Linked DNA regions of Homo sapiens: region 1 is linked to region 2. The links are chromatin contacts, found by Hi-C in ENCODE. All regions are on one chromosome and are shown on one strand. The core of a region is the stretch at or near the end of the contact, and the rest is flanking DNA. Distances in the headings are between cores, read along the strand shown. Region 1 holds the start of ALX4 (ALX homeobox 4). Region 2 holds the start of MIR670HG (MIR670 host gene).

The links. A loop is a pair of places that touch in the nucleus more often than their neighbours do. Pooled maps may share reads with other maps.
Region 1: a pooled map shows a loop between it and region 2 (7-fold over the local background). The contact joins the promoter of ALX4 here to the promoter of MIR670HG in region 2. A Hi-C loop is called at or near these places in 1 of 168 maps with a recorded cell type or tissue (naive thymus-derived CD4-positive, alpha-beta T cell), 8 of 37 single-sample maps with no recorded cell type and 11 of 50 pooled maps.

The regions. Positions count from the first base shown.
Region 1 is chr11:44,304,552-44,311,751 of GRCh38, reverse strand. It overlaps ALX4 (ALX homeobox 4), which reads left to right and starts at 1,613. Exons shown (of 4, transcript NM_021926.4): 1 at 1,613-2,155. The coding sequence starts at 1,690. RefSeq lists an enhancer at 707-1,635.
Region 2 is chr11:43,566,345-43,573,665 of GRCh38, reverse strand. MIR670HG (MIR670 host gene) reads right to left here and starts at 4,360. Exons shown (of 2, transcript NR_131246.1): 1 at 4,093-4,360; 2 at 3,266-3,899. All of the region lies in intron 2 of LOC124902807 (potassium/sodium hyperpolarization-activated cyclic nucleotide-gated channel 4-like), which reads left to right. It also overlaps a transcript of HSD17B12 not described here.

The sequences.
Region 1 (7,200 bases), core at 364-2,863, 740 kb before region 2:
GCCCTCTTTAATTTTACCTTGCACTTTTACCTCTCACCCTACTCCCAGACTCCCTAGAGGTACGTTCTCGCTTAACGATTTTCTCAGCGGTTTAAGGAAGGCTGCTCTCGCTGGTCTCCTTCAACTTGAACCATTCCACAGCCGGGGGCCAGTTTCCCCTCTGCATCTACGCTGTCCGCACGGCCTTCCAGGTCGGTGGAGGGACTAGCCTGAGCAGAGGTTCCAGGGCGCGACGGCTATTTCCCAGCTGTGTGACCTGGACCAGGTGGCCGCCCCTCTCTGAGCCTCCGTTAGCTCATCAGAAAATTGGGGGCGCCAATCTCTAGCACGGTTGTCATGAAGCGAAATCGAGGGGCTGCACGCGCAAAGTTTTTTCCCTTGCTGTGGCGGTGCCAGGGGCCTTGAGGCTCGCAGTGGTGGTGAAACCACAACCTATCAAAACCAAGCAGTTCGTTTTACAGTCGGGGGCAGTGAGGCCAGAAAGGGAAGAGACGGTCTCACCCCTCTCCCCGACCCCTGACCCCAAGGAGTGAACAGGTGACAGCGCGACTATCGGGCAAGGTCAGGGGGTCTCCAGAGTCCGCTCTCTGTACTTCGCCTGGCAGGAAATCCCCTCGCCTGGGCGCAGACGTGGGGCGTGAACGGTGCGGCCTCTAGACGGGAGCGCAGAGGGCAGCGCTCTAAAGCTTCTGAAGCCGGGCCCAGCCCAGGGCTTCTCCAGGGCTTGAGGGAGCACAGATTCCGCTACATCCCAGCCCAGCGCCCTTACAGCAGAGGGAAATAGTTAACAAGACGTGCAAGTGACCATGCACTGGACGACGAAGGCTTGTGTGTGTGTTAATCTCCCGTAGGAACGGGAATGGGGAGGAAGGTTGGAAACCTAGGAAAAGGTGCCAGCGGGAAGGCCCGCAGCGGCGCCCGCGAGCTCGCGCGCAGGAGTCCGTAGGACTCGCTTGCATCCGCAGGCCCGTGGTCCCCCTGGCTTCGAATGTCAAAACCTGTTAGGTTTATTTTGGGGGGCTTTTTTTTAACCTGTCATTAAAATTTGCATTTCCCTTTGCCCTAAGGCAAAGCTCCGACACCCCGCCAATTCTCAGCCTAGCCTCGGGAGCCCTGGGGATCCTGGCATCTCCCCAGCCCCGCCTAGAATCGGAAAAGCCCTCGGGCGCCTCCGGGTTGAATCCCCGCTAGCGAGTTAGTAGCATCTCCTTAAGAGTGGAGAGGAGGGGGCAGGGGCCAGTGGAAGGAGAGAGGAGGAGGGGACGAGAGAGGGGGAAAGGAAGAAGCAAGGCAGGGAAAAAAATTTACTTATTTTTTTTTTCCGCTGCAAAACCTTAAGAGGGTTTGGGAGATCTGGTCAACTTTCCGAAACATCTGAATCTTTTTACTGCCCTCCGTTCTTTCCCTCGGCTAGCTGTGGGGAGGGAGGAAAGAGAGAGAGGGAGAGAGAGAGGAAGGGGGGGGGAGGGAGGGGAAGAGAGAGAGAGGAGGGAGAGAGAGGAGAGAGACAGAGAAAGAAGAGGGGGAGAGAGAGAGAGGCCGGCGTGGAGGGGAGGAGGGAGAGCGAGCAGGCCGGGCAAGGAGTGCACAGCCACAGCCTCCTCGCCTCCCCAAACTCCCAGCCAAGGCGCGCGGTGGCGTCCTCGCGCCCTCGCTCGCGTCCCCGCCCGCCGCCTGCGCAAGCCAGGCATGAATGCTGAGACTTGCGTCTCTTACTGCGAGTCGCCGGCCGCTGCCATGGACGCCTACTACAGCCCGGTGTCGCAGAGTCGGGAGGGCTCGTCGCCTTTTAGGGCATTTCCCGGAGGCGACAAGTTCGGCACAACTTTCCTGTCGGCCGCCGCCAAAGCACAGGGATTCGGGGACGCCAAGAGCCGGGCCCGTTACGGCGCTGGGCAGCAGGACCTGGCGACACCCCTGGAGAGTGGAGCTGGGGCGCGGGGCTCCTTTAACAAGTTCCAGCCCCAGCCGTCGACCCCGCAGCCCCAGCCGCCGCCGCAGCCGCAGCCGCAGCAGCAGCAGCCGCAGCCCCAGCCGCCCGCGCAACCGCATCTTTACTTGCAGCGAGGCGCCTGCAAGACGCCCCCGGACGGCAGCCTCAAACTCCAGGAAGGCAGCAGCGGCCACAGCGCGGCCTTGCAGGTTCCCTGCTACGGTGAGTGCACGTGCGGGTCACCTGGTGCTGGGGACCACGGGGTGCTTGGCTTCCGCATCCCTTGAAACTGGTGGCTTGCGGGAGGTATGAGTTGGCGGGCTGGGGGCGGGGTGGTGACTCTGGTCGGTAAACGGGATCGATCGCTGCGAGGGAGCCAAGGGATCTGTTCTGTCTCCTTCTTGTCCGCCGGCCTAGGCACGGAGCGTTTCGGCTGTTAAACTCGACTTGGAGTTTGTTTTTCCCGGTCCCTTCGGCATTTCCCCAAACCGCTCGCTTTGCGCTGCCCGCTGGGCGGGATTTGAAGCGGATGCTTCTTACCGGCCCAGGGCGTGCGGCGGCAAGGAGTCTCCGCGCAGCGCTCTGGCGCTGGGCTGCGGGGCTGCGGGGCTGCGGGGCTGCGGGGCTGCGGGGCTGCGAGGCTGCGGGGCTGCGGGGCTGCGGGACAGCAGGACTGCAGAAGCCTCGCTCCTCGCCGGCTGGGAGGCTCCTCGGGCGGCGCCGCCGCAGGTGAGAGCGCCGCAGGTGCGGAGCCAGGCGGGAAGCCCGGAGCGTGGTTGGCCGAAAGCTCACGGGAAATCCAGGCGCACTGGCGCAACACAGTGCGGAGCCAGAGACCCTAGGGTCCCAGGGGACACTGTGGTCTGGCAAGACCCGAGTCCTGGGACCCTGAGCGCTACTGGCAGTGGGGATGCGGGCAGGCCAGTTCCCCTGGAGCTTCTCCCTCGGCGATTCTTGGAGGCGGCAGGCCTCTGAACAATGGTTTAGGACAGAGTAGGAAGGGAGACAGGAAGTCCCGAGTCCCAGGTGGCCCAGAGCTGTGGCAAGAGAGAAGGGTCTGGGTCCTGATTTGAGCCCACGGGGAACCCGGGGGAGCTGGCCTAAATGACCTCCAAGCTGCCTTGAACGCAGCCACAGGAGGCAGGCCTGGGCCCCCCAGAGCACAGCCACCATTGCCCGGGAGAGAGAGACACTCAAGGACGTCTCTAGCCAGAGCAGCTCAGTAGCCTAGGCCTTCTCTTCTTCCAGAGAATCGGGGTTCCTGAACCCCAAAGCGGAAGGGGAAGCAAAGACGCAGAAAGGGAAAAACCTTCTCTGGGCCAGGAGTCCTGAGCACATACCCGGAGGCCTTGGCCTTCAGGTCCGGCCCTGGTGGGAAGAGTTGGGGGCAGGGAATTTGCCCTGATCCAGGCTGATGGAGAGGCACTAGGCCTGGGGACAGAGGCTGGGACACGGCGGAGGCCTTGGTGGCTAGAATAACTTTGGGAAAACAGCCGATGGCAGATATTTTCTCGTATTCAGGTTCCTTCTTTCACAGGCGCAGAACTAGTTCATAGATGGCTGCTGACAAACATTCACAGTCATATGCTTGTCTACAATTGCACTCTACACACACACACGCAGAGAGCATCTTCTTTAGGAGCCGATGTGGTCATACCCCAAGAACACATGCCCATGTGGCCTCGAATGAGCCACATACTCCCAAACCCATAGGACAGAACTGAGAGAAGATTTAGAAAGATTCAGTGGCCCTTCCCCACTTCCTCCACCTTCCTCTTCACCTCCAGTTGGAATGAGATCAGGCATTCAGATCACAGACCCCCAAGGCTCCACACACAGACACCCACAGCTCCACATGCAGGCACACACAGTTCCACACACAGACACCCACTGCTCCACACACAGACACCCACAGCTCCACACACGGACACCCACAGCTCCACACACGGACACACACAGCTCCACACATGGACACACACAGCTCCACACACAGACACACACAGCTCCGCACATGGACACACACAGCTCTCATACAGGCACTCTTTCCGTGCTAAGCCAGCAGAGACTCTCAGCCCTGTCCGTACTGGCTGTCCTTCCCAGCCCAGGGATGCAGGCCCCAGCTCGTCCCTGTCATTCAGGACTATTAGGTGAGGGCAGGTCGCAGACTAGGGGACCCATGGAGGTTCATCCTGCATAGCCAGAGAGCTCATGCTCTCTCTCCACTGCATTGAATTTTCATATTTTAATGAAAATTACCAGTGAGACCTCTGAAGAGGCTGATACATTAGGCAAGAAGAGAGCCTAAGGAGCTCCCCACCTCTTGGTTAAATGCCTTCAGGTCCAGAGGGAAGGCGGAGAGGCCTGGCCTCCCCTGAGCCCTCTCTCTGTGTCCTGCTGGGCCCCCACAGCCAGCCTGGCCCTTCCTCTACTTGCACTAGCCTTTGGAGCTGACGGAAAGGGCCAGCCACTTGACCCGCTACTGCCCCTAACCCGTGGCAGTGTGACCTGACAGCAAACACCTTCCCAAACCCCGGTTTCCTCATCTGCATCCTGGGGTGATAACAGAAAGGCCTTACTGGGTCATAAATGTGCCTCTGCAGAGACAGCAAGAGGCAAGAGCAAGAGCCCCCGCTACCCCTGCCCCTCCCAACCCCCACCCACATTTCCATCCCTATCTATCTCCGAGCCGCTGGGAACTCGAGAGCACCCAATTCTGAGGACAGGGCAAGTCCCTGCCACTGCTCTGGGTCATAAACTGCAGGCTGGGACCAAAGGCAGCCTGTAACTACCGGCAGGACGCCACTCCATGCTGCCTAAGATGGAGGCACTGCTCGGGGCAAAGCCACAAACAATAAACAGCAAGTCAGTGTTTGTTCTTTCCCTCTCTCAGCAGCTGAGTCTCCCCAGCCAGGAGATGTCTGGTCCTTCTAGGAAAGGGATTAGGCGCGTTAGGTCTAAGATGGAGAAACTGAGGATACAAAAGATGAGGCTCTGCCCTTAACAGAAGTAGCCAGGAGGAGGGACTCTGGAGTGGGATCCCTACCCTGCCAGCAAGCAGGAAAACTGAGGCATGCATTGACAACGATTCTCTCCCACAGTTGTGAGAGTGTATATACTCAAAAGCGGAGAAATGGAGTTCAAGGAAAAATCCTTAGACGCTCCCAGGAGCATTGGGAAAGTCGGAGGCAGGGGCGGCCTTGGTGCCAGTACTGGCGCTGGCTGATCTCCGTCTTCAGGCAGGCAGCTGAGACCTGGCAACCATTCCTAGCCCTGGAGGTCGGGGCGAAAGCTGTTCTTTCACGTGTGTAACTACACCTAACAAAAGGGGGAAGCTCGGAGGCCTCTTCCTGGGCCTCAACTTCTGGGCCCACTCCCGGCAGAGTCCAATTGCCTCTCGGCAAGGAAGGTGCCCCGGGCAGCTGAGCCTGGGCCAAGCCGAGGGAGTGCGGGGCGGGGAAGCCGCCTCCAGTCTCTGCTGGCCGGGTCTGGACCGGGTTGCGGAAAGAGTTGGTGAGAGAAACCCTCCCGGGCTGCAAGCGTCCCTACCCCAACTTGGGCCTTCCTTTCCCCAAATGTGCTAAAAGAACGACGATTAAGGCGGCTCCGCAGTGTCCTTTGGGTGCGGAGACCGCGTTTTTACGAAAGAGCCCCCACCGAGCCCTCTTCTGTTGCAACCCAAGACTTCACCATTCTCCCCTCCAGACTCTGGGTCCGCTCTTTGGCCTCCTGAATTCCTTGCCCGAGTCCAGGGCGGGCCGCCTGGGCCACAGGAGACATGTCGGGTTGGAGATCCGACGTTTCTCAGCGACGCAGAGAGCCTCCCTGTACTCAGGGCAGGGACTCCGGCGCCTCGCCCCCAAACTCCGGATCCGACCGCCGGAGCTGCAGCCGGCGCGTACTGGTCCTAGTCTACCTGTCCCGAGACGCGGGGCCGCTGCGGGAAGCTGCCCCTCTTCTCCCTTCCCTTTCGCTTTCGATTCGGTGGCGACAGGTTTTTGTTGAAAGCAGATTGTTACCTCTCCGTCCACCCACCCGCAAAAGCAGCGCTCTCAGCGCCAAGGTCTGGGGAGGCGCGGGCCAGGTTGGAGCCCCTGGGGTGCCGCCTAGGGGCCCAGTCCCGATTTTTCGAATTAGACTCAGTGGTTAAATACCAGAGGGTATTTATTTCCCCTGCACCGACACAATCCATGCACCACGAAATGTGTAAATTCTGCCGGGGTCGTATTTGAATTTAGTTAGAGAACTGGGGTGTGTTTTGTATACAAGAGACGACCCAAAGAAGGCAGAAACGAAAACCCGACAGAAGCAGCAACAGCTGCTGTGGGTGACTGTGGGGTGATCGCAGGAAAACTCGAGCCTGGGACTGAAGCCTGCTCAGGAAGGGGCGACTGTTGTTTAATTTTGGAGGGAGGGATGGCGAAGGAAGATGCTTTTAATTTTTTACTTTGTTAATTTCCATAGCCTGCTTCACCAGTCTGGTCCAAACACAAAAGTTGTTAAATAGAAAAACAGAGGGCCTGGATTAAAACTCAATATTTTAAGTCAATCGACTTGCATGATCTTGCACAATCTTTTCTTTATTATAATTTACATATAGTGAAGTGCTTAGCTCTGAGGAGGAAAGTTGGAAGAATTGTTATGTATGTGTACACTGTTAGTTAGGACGACCATCTCGATAAAGAAACAGACCATTTACATGTTTCCTTAAACGTTGTAAAACGTTAAAGCAAAAACATTTTTTGTAAGTTGTTTTAAGAAAATTTCAGAAGATACTTCGGAGCACCGGGGACCCCATTTTGTTCCTGACAGCAGTGTTTCTTGAATAGGGTGACACTTCAGCCAGGGCATTTGCGCGGTCCCGATTCTAATGCGAAGTTCCAAGCGGCTGCGCCAGGAACCTCGCCGCGACCGCCGGGCTAAGCCGGAGTCACCAAGCCCTGAGCCGCACGCGCTGCGACGCCGGCACGCAGTAGGAAAACAGATTAAAACGCCCTACAGAAAATCTCGGCGAAGTCCCGGAGGACTCTGGTTTCTAAGATCAGCTGGGCGCACTTTCTCCGGGACGTCCCTTCTTCTCGGTCTCAGCGCCTTCCTGCCCTCAGCCGCGCGCAGCTTTGTTTTGGTGGCAAACTGAAATAAGAAATGGAAATATATTGGCCTTTGCTGCTGCCAGGGATGAGAGGTTGTTGACGTCCGGCGCGTTTGTCCGGGCTTCGGGCTTCTCTGCAGACCCCTGGACTGGGGTGCCTGAGGCCAGGAGAGGAGGG
Region 2 (7,321 bases), core at 3,111-5,610:
TGAGTGTTATTGTGTCTGATGTTGAGATCAAGACAGATTCATTTAAAATCACTTAACAACTTTTAAGCAAACCCAGAATCTAGTCCTAACAAGTAAGGTAGCGTTGGAAATGGAAGAAATGCACATCAGAACTTTAAGGGCAGCAGCCAAAATTATGCTGGTGTAACGCCGGCTTCCTGGTGGATTCAATGTCTTTGCTCCTCCCTCCCAGAAGAGGGCGCCTCTCTGCCTTGTTTCTGTCTTGCTCCAGTAATCAAGACAGAGAGGGGCTTGGAAGCTCCGCAGAAACATCTGCAGAAAGTTAGACCTCCATAGCTAGCATCTCCATTTCCCCTACTCCTCAGTCAGGTCCTTTGGAGGATGTCTGGGCTGGAGCTGGTGAAATTGGCTTCCCGAGCTGTCTCATCATCCTGTACTAAGGGCTGTGGTGCCCAATTCCTGTCTGAGCAGTCAAGCTAAAGACCCTGCAAATGAATAGACTGATGTGGAACCTGTCCAAGGTGAAAACCGCCTTCTGCATTGCCAGCTCATTCCAGAGCATCCCAAGCATGAGGAGGACTCGTTCCCCCAATGCTCCCCCAGAGGGCTTGTGGGAGTAGGCTGCTTATCACGAAGCCCTTGAAAAGAACTGAGTCTCCTCTCTTTCAGGGTGAGCGAAGCCCAGAAACTCCTGCCTGCGTCGACTGTCTCCTCCCCAAGCACCACGAAAAATGCCAGTAGGTAATGTACTGGATTTGGAGAAGGAAAAACAGTCCAGCTCCCATGATATCAACCAAGGGAAGTCCCTCAGGGAGGAAGTCTAGGAAAAGGATTCCTCTTTTCCTAAAGGTGTCTTCATCAGGGAGCAGAACTATTTTGGCCTAAGGAAAAGAGGGAGAGAGAAGAAACCAATAGTTTTTCAGCTTCAACTATATGCCAGACACTGTGCCGGACACTTTTACATAAGAAGCTTTATTTAATCCTTAAGGCAATTCTCTAGGTGTCATTATGATAATGGTACCTACCCCTTAGGCTTGTTGAGCATAGAAATCACTCCCAAAACAGTTATTATTTTTCCCATTTGAAAGCTAGGGAAATGGAGACCATAACGTTTAAACAGCTTGTCTAAAAGTCTTAGAACTTGAAGTTACAAAACTAAGGATCAGATCAAATTCATATCTGTATGGCTCCAATACTCATGCCACATCACTCCATCATGTTGCCTCGATTCCAACCTCTGATCTTTAATATTCCAGGTCTATCCCCCAACATGTGGAGTTGGAGGTGTCTGGGACTTTCTCAGACATTTTCTGAATAACGAGACTGATCTATTCCTCCTAAGAAGCCTGTTAGCGAATAGATGCCCCCTGAATAAGGCTCTCTGCCTGTGAGAAGAGACCCCTCCATCCTATTTCAAGGAAAGCCCTAGCTGGTTTAGCCTCATCCAAAACTCAAGGGATTTGCCTGAAACCAACCAGTTTGTGGTGGAGATGCAGTGAACTTGACATTCATTCAGGCTGCTGCATCCAAGCATGCTTCCACTCACACCGAGGATGCCCCTGAGATGGTCCAGGGAAGAATTAGGAACTCCCTGGTCCAGTCTTCCAAGAAACCTTTCCTAAAGTAAGAACAGCAGAAAGTCTACATGCACCTTGAGTTAGCTAGTCATCCTAGTCCTCCGTCGCTCCTTCAGAAACTAGCATCTCTGATTATTTTTCTGATTCTGAAAACTTTATAGGCTGAGCCATTAGCACGGTGGGGGTAGATAGGCCACAGCATGCATAATTCAGGCTATTTCAAGATCCCCTCCCCTTGTTAAATACACATTTTCATCACTTACCCTGATCAAGAAGTATATTCGGTCTTGGAAAGCACTTCTTAGAAGCCAGCATATTTGGAGATTTGAGGGTGAAAGTTTTAAGGACCACTGGATGCTGGAGGAAAGTGACTGTAATTCCACCCCTTCCCCCTTTTTTTTTGGTTGCCATCAACAACTCAAAATAGTCTCAACAGTCTATTCACCTGAAAGTAACATTGTTCAACTTCAGAACAGTTGAGACAATATCTGCTTTTCGCACAACCCCATTATCGATGGGCAAACTCAAATGCCCTCCTCTCAGCCATTCTAACTGCTGGACACCTTGGAGAACCAGATGATAGGTTTTCCCATGCCTTGCTGATAAAAGGCACATTGGAGAGAATGAGAACCTAGAGAGTCACTCAGGAATACCTAGAGTTGGTTTCATGGTGAGGATCTCAGCAAAGACAGGGGAGCTAAAGCAAGCACATGATAGGGGGCTGAGGCTGGGGCAGGGATCAGGATTCCAGCACACTTGAGCTTAGCAGAGGCTAAATAGAAAGGTGTCAGGGGTTGGGAAGCATGGCCACAGAGAGAAAAGAACAATCTGCAGCATGTTTAGAGATACCTGCATAAGTTTAGCCTTAACCTTGTGGTTGAAGGACAGTTGTTTATCTACCTGAATTCAGCAGGCAGAGAGATAGCTCAATCACAAATTCATGGGTGTTGGGTAGGTCTGAATTAGCAGAACTTTTTATTCATTCACTATTAAAGCAGCCTTGCAATTAGCTGCTGATCTACTAAGCTTGGATCACTATATCTGGTAGGCCAAGAGTAAAGAATGGGGATTGTATTTCTTTAATTCCTAGTCTAATAAGTATAGGCTGGGGGACATAGAGGAATAATGGACTAACATATCTGCTGGATAGGCAAGATTTTTTGTACTTATTGGAGAGGCTATTAGTTAAATAATGAATTGGATCTGAATCTTGTCATGAGAAGAGAGACTTCAGTTCACATTTGAAAACCTGGTATCTTCCATCAGTGCTAGCTTACCTATAAAAGTAGAAAGAAAAGGGGAGGGGAGAAAATACACTTTCTAGGTATGGTGGGTTTTCAGAGAGCTACACTTTTTGTAGTAGTGATTGTCTTTGAGAAAGAGACAACAAATTCTGGTTTGGTCAATCCTCAGGATCTGTTTTGGTTTTATAGAGGTCTAAATTAACATTGTGAGGCTGGACTAACATCTATGTCTGGGCTAGGATCCCTGAAGAGCATTTGGGTAAAGAGGGACCAATAGAGGACAAATTTTAGGGCCTAACAGGGTGGATCTGACTCATCAGCACAGGGTTTATCAAAGCACTACAAACCACCCTAGACAGTGCGGGCAAATGCCACTTACCTCACCATCCAGGAACCTGTGGCTCAGGACCCATGAAGAAAAGCCTTGGGTCTCAAATGAAAATGCCCAGTATGAAGCCATTGCAATGTGGTTGAATGAAATGCAAATTTAATTGGAGAAAAAAATCTAGATGATTTCATCCTGTATTCAGGGACAATCCACTTCTGAGGATCTTTCTCTTTCTCCTCCCTAGCCCCCCTATATTCTAAATCTTAGTCCAGTCTTGAGTAAGCTGTTTCACTATATCTGACTGGGAGCAAGGTATTTCTAGTCTTTCCATGTGGTTTCAATTACATCACACTCAGATACACCCTGGGTCCCTTCATTGAGTGTGACTACTCTGGAAAAGTGTCTTGTAACTTCATTTTAGCAGAAAGTAGGATTTGCTATGGTTTTCCTGACAGGAGGCTGAGTGATGGACTGAATCTAGCATGAGGGAGGAATAGGAGAAAGAGAAATTAATGTTAACCCTCTGGACATAATTTGCCAAACAGAGACCAAAGCCACTGCCCATTAGAGGGCACTTTAGAGAAGGAGCTGAGTTGGTGGTGGATGGAGGAATGATGGTGGTCAATGAGGGGTTATTATGGCAAATGTTAATAGGAAGATGAACATGAACAGCAACATTGCAGAAAGCACGAGGTAAAGGATGAGGTGTGTCCTGGGTGTTTGAGGACTGCTTTGAAAACTCATCTGGTCTCCTCTTGGTCATTGACGCTCCTACAACAAGCAAGAGGAAAGGGACATGGTGTCAGCAATCCACATTCCATCACTCACAATTCCCTGGGAGTGTTCATTTCCAGGCTCTCCCCTCCCCTCCTTCGATGGGACCATTTTGGCTTTACTGGGGATGGGGGCAACATGGGGGCAGATGCTCAAAGCTACAGCTGGGCAAGGGGATGATCAGTCTTACCAGCAGGTGGCCAAATATGAATATACTCCAAATTGGCCTATCTGAACAGACTATTCATCAAGAAGTCACTTTTCTGGCAAAGTGGAGTTTGTGGTATTAGGAGGTCAAACCAGAAAGTGCTGCTTCCACCCATAGCTGAGGGCCAGGAGGTTACATTATGGATAAATCTTTTTAACCTAGCTGCTCTGTTTAGGACAATGACAACCAATTGCTCAGGAGACACTGCAGAAAGTCTGCCCTTGTTATTTCTGTGTTGTTATCAGCAAGTGCCATTCTGATACCATTATGACATCACTCTGTTTTTAGGGGAAGGGGCAACTAGTGGAAGGTCTCAAGTCAGGAGTGGGGAGCTGAGTGATGTCTGCTGTAGCCACTGTCCCACTGTGTAGATTTAGAGACACACTGGCAGTGAAATTGGAGACCCGAACCCCAGCCAAAGCAGGAATGGGACTCCTATTACTTACCCATATCTCAACTCCCCAGTAAGAACCAATGTGAAAATGCTTTGATTCTCCTGGGTGAGGTGAAATATTTATGGCTTCATGAGCTACAGGAGAACTGAAATAATATTTGGGATTCTCTCAGGGACCTAGATATCTCTAAAATGTGGACTGGTGAGAGACCAACAGTAATAAGATGAGTGGCTTATGTCATTCCCAATTCCCAAATGACTCAATATCAAGGAAGCTCAATTATGAACTAGCCCAAAACAGAGAGACTCAGGAAAGGATCTGGATGTAAAACAAGAAGGTAGCTTCACAGTCTTTATTTTATGTAATTAAAAAACCCATGCTAGACTCTGAGTTCCAACCAACACCAACCAAAAAGTCAGAACTTAAGCTGAGAGTGACAGTTCTGGTCTTGATTCTGCCATTTGCCCCTAAACAAAACCTGGAAACAGGCACTCAGTATCTTAAGTTCCCAACCTATAAAATGTGTGGGCACTATCTGCCCTACCTATCTCATGGAATTTTATTTTAAAAGTAGGCGTGAACATGTTCCACAAATTTTAAAAGGCCTCACTTCTGTCATGGAAACTCTTCTTAGTCACTGTGGTAGTTCCCTGCTTTCTTCAACTTGGGCATCACAGTGAGAGTGCAGATTGGACAAAGCCTTGCCATGTAATTAATTGCCTCGAGGGCTGAATTAAAAAAAAAACAAACAAACAGGAGGCTGGGTGCAGTGGCTCACGCCTGTAATCCTAGCACTTTGGGAGGCTGAGGCGGGTGGATCACTTGAGGTCAGAAGATCAAGACCAGCCTGGCCAACATGGTGAAACCCTTTCTCTACTAAAAATACAGAAAAAATTAACGAGGTGTGATGGTGCATGCCTGTAATTCTAGCTACTCGGGAGGCTGAGGTGGGAAGATTGCTTGAAACCAGGAGGTGGAGGTTGCAGTGAGCCAAGATCACACCACTGCACACTCCGTCCCGGGCAACAGAGTGAGAGTTCGTCTTAAATAAATAAATAAATAAATAAAATTAAAAGAATAAAAAAACAAACAGGGCTGAGATTCTATAGGACCTAGGAAGTTTATGGCGCAATCTCAGAGCCTCTTTATATTAGGTGATGAGATCAAGTGCCACTTCCAACCTCACATTGTCCGTTGACTCTTGCTTCTCTTGAGTTGTCACTCAGGAGAATCATAAGAATTATGAGGGTCACTAAGGGGGTCTATTAGTCTATGGTGATGCCAGGAACTTATTTAATCCCTTCAGGTCTCAGCTGCCTCATTTGTAAAATGCTGGTTTATGGTGAGTATTAAATGAAATAATGCACACAAAATGCTTAGCACTATCTTGGCACCCCCAAAACATTAGATGAAATTGTAAAAGAGGCAGAAGAAACCAGTATCTGCAGTTTCATCTTCCTTGGCACCTCAGGACACCTTTTCTCCTTGCTTCAAGGTGCCAGGATGCTCGGATGCTTTAACTTGATACCCACAAGGCAGGGCGGAATAACTGCGATGGATTTCTATCAAAGAGCCAGTAGAGGGAGCTCCAGAGTAAAACTGTTCTCTCTTGCACATTTCCTTCATTTCTCTATAGAACAAATCTCTGCCCAGAGGCCACAGGCTTTTTCTCCACTAGAAATATTTTACTTAGAGAAAACTGGAGACCTCAGCACAGGACCTGGACCCGGTTCTGCTTTCAGGTAATCCAGGTGTTTTTGAACTTTAGAGACATCTTGAGTCCCATGCCGAGGTTCAACTCTTGGGCTCCATTTGCAAGTTGGGCTAGAATGGATGGTTCTTATGGGGCTGGTCCCAGGAGATCGGAGGCTGAGGCTGGAGCTTAAAATTTTTCTGGCCCTTGGATTTTGAATGTGTTCTAGCTTTCCAGTCATTCTCTTCCCACAAATATCTAGAGTGACAGCCATTAAAGGACCTTATTATAAACTTTTTATAGAAGAGTCATGGAGCCCGGATAACCTTCCTCTCCCAAAAAAGATTTGCATCAGGATGGTTGTATATCCCACTTAACAGCAACAGGATGAGGGAAATTGTTCTTGCCTGCTCTCAGGAGCCTTTAAAAACACATTCTCTGATAAACTAAGTGATGGACACGGAATCCTTCTCACACAAAAGACCTAATATGACTGTTATAAAGGGAGCAAGACAGAGTCTACTGAAGCTCTGAACCAAGTTTTTCTGCAGTCCTTTCCCTGCTGAAATTCCTCAGGTTAACTAGTCGGCTAACCTATCGGGGCACAGATCTTATTATTATTATTTTTAAATGTTCTGGGGGCTGGGCGTGGTGGCTCACGCCTGCAATCCCAGCACTTTGGGAGGCCAAGGCAGGTGGATCATGAGGTCAGGAGTTCGAGACCAGCCTGGCCAATATGGTGAAACCCCGTCTCTAATAAAAATACAAAAATTAGCCGGGCGTGGCGGTGTGCGCCTGTAGTCACAGCTACTTGGGAGGCTGAGGTAGGAGAATTGCTTGAACCCGGGAGGAGGAGGTTGCAGTGAGCCAAGATTGCGCCACTGCACTCCAGCCTGGGTGACAGAGCAAGAATCCATCTAAAAAAAAAAAAAAGTTCTGGGTCACAGTTAATCAGTGCAATAGTAGGAGCCCCAAGAGATGACGGGAAATCTTCCTGGTCTTTCTTACAATTAACAATTGCTCACTGCCTGATTTTGATTAGCAGTGGCCTGGCTTCTTGTTAGGTACCCAAGAGGCTCTGTGTTCACCTACTTACAGGATGATACACAGTTCAGAAGGAACC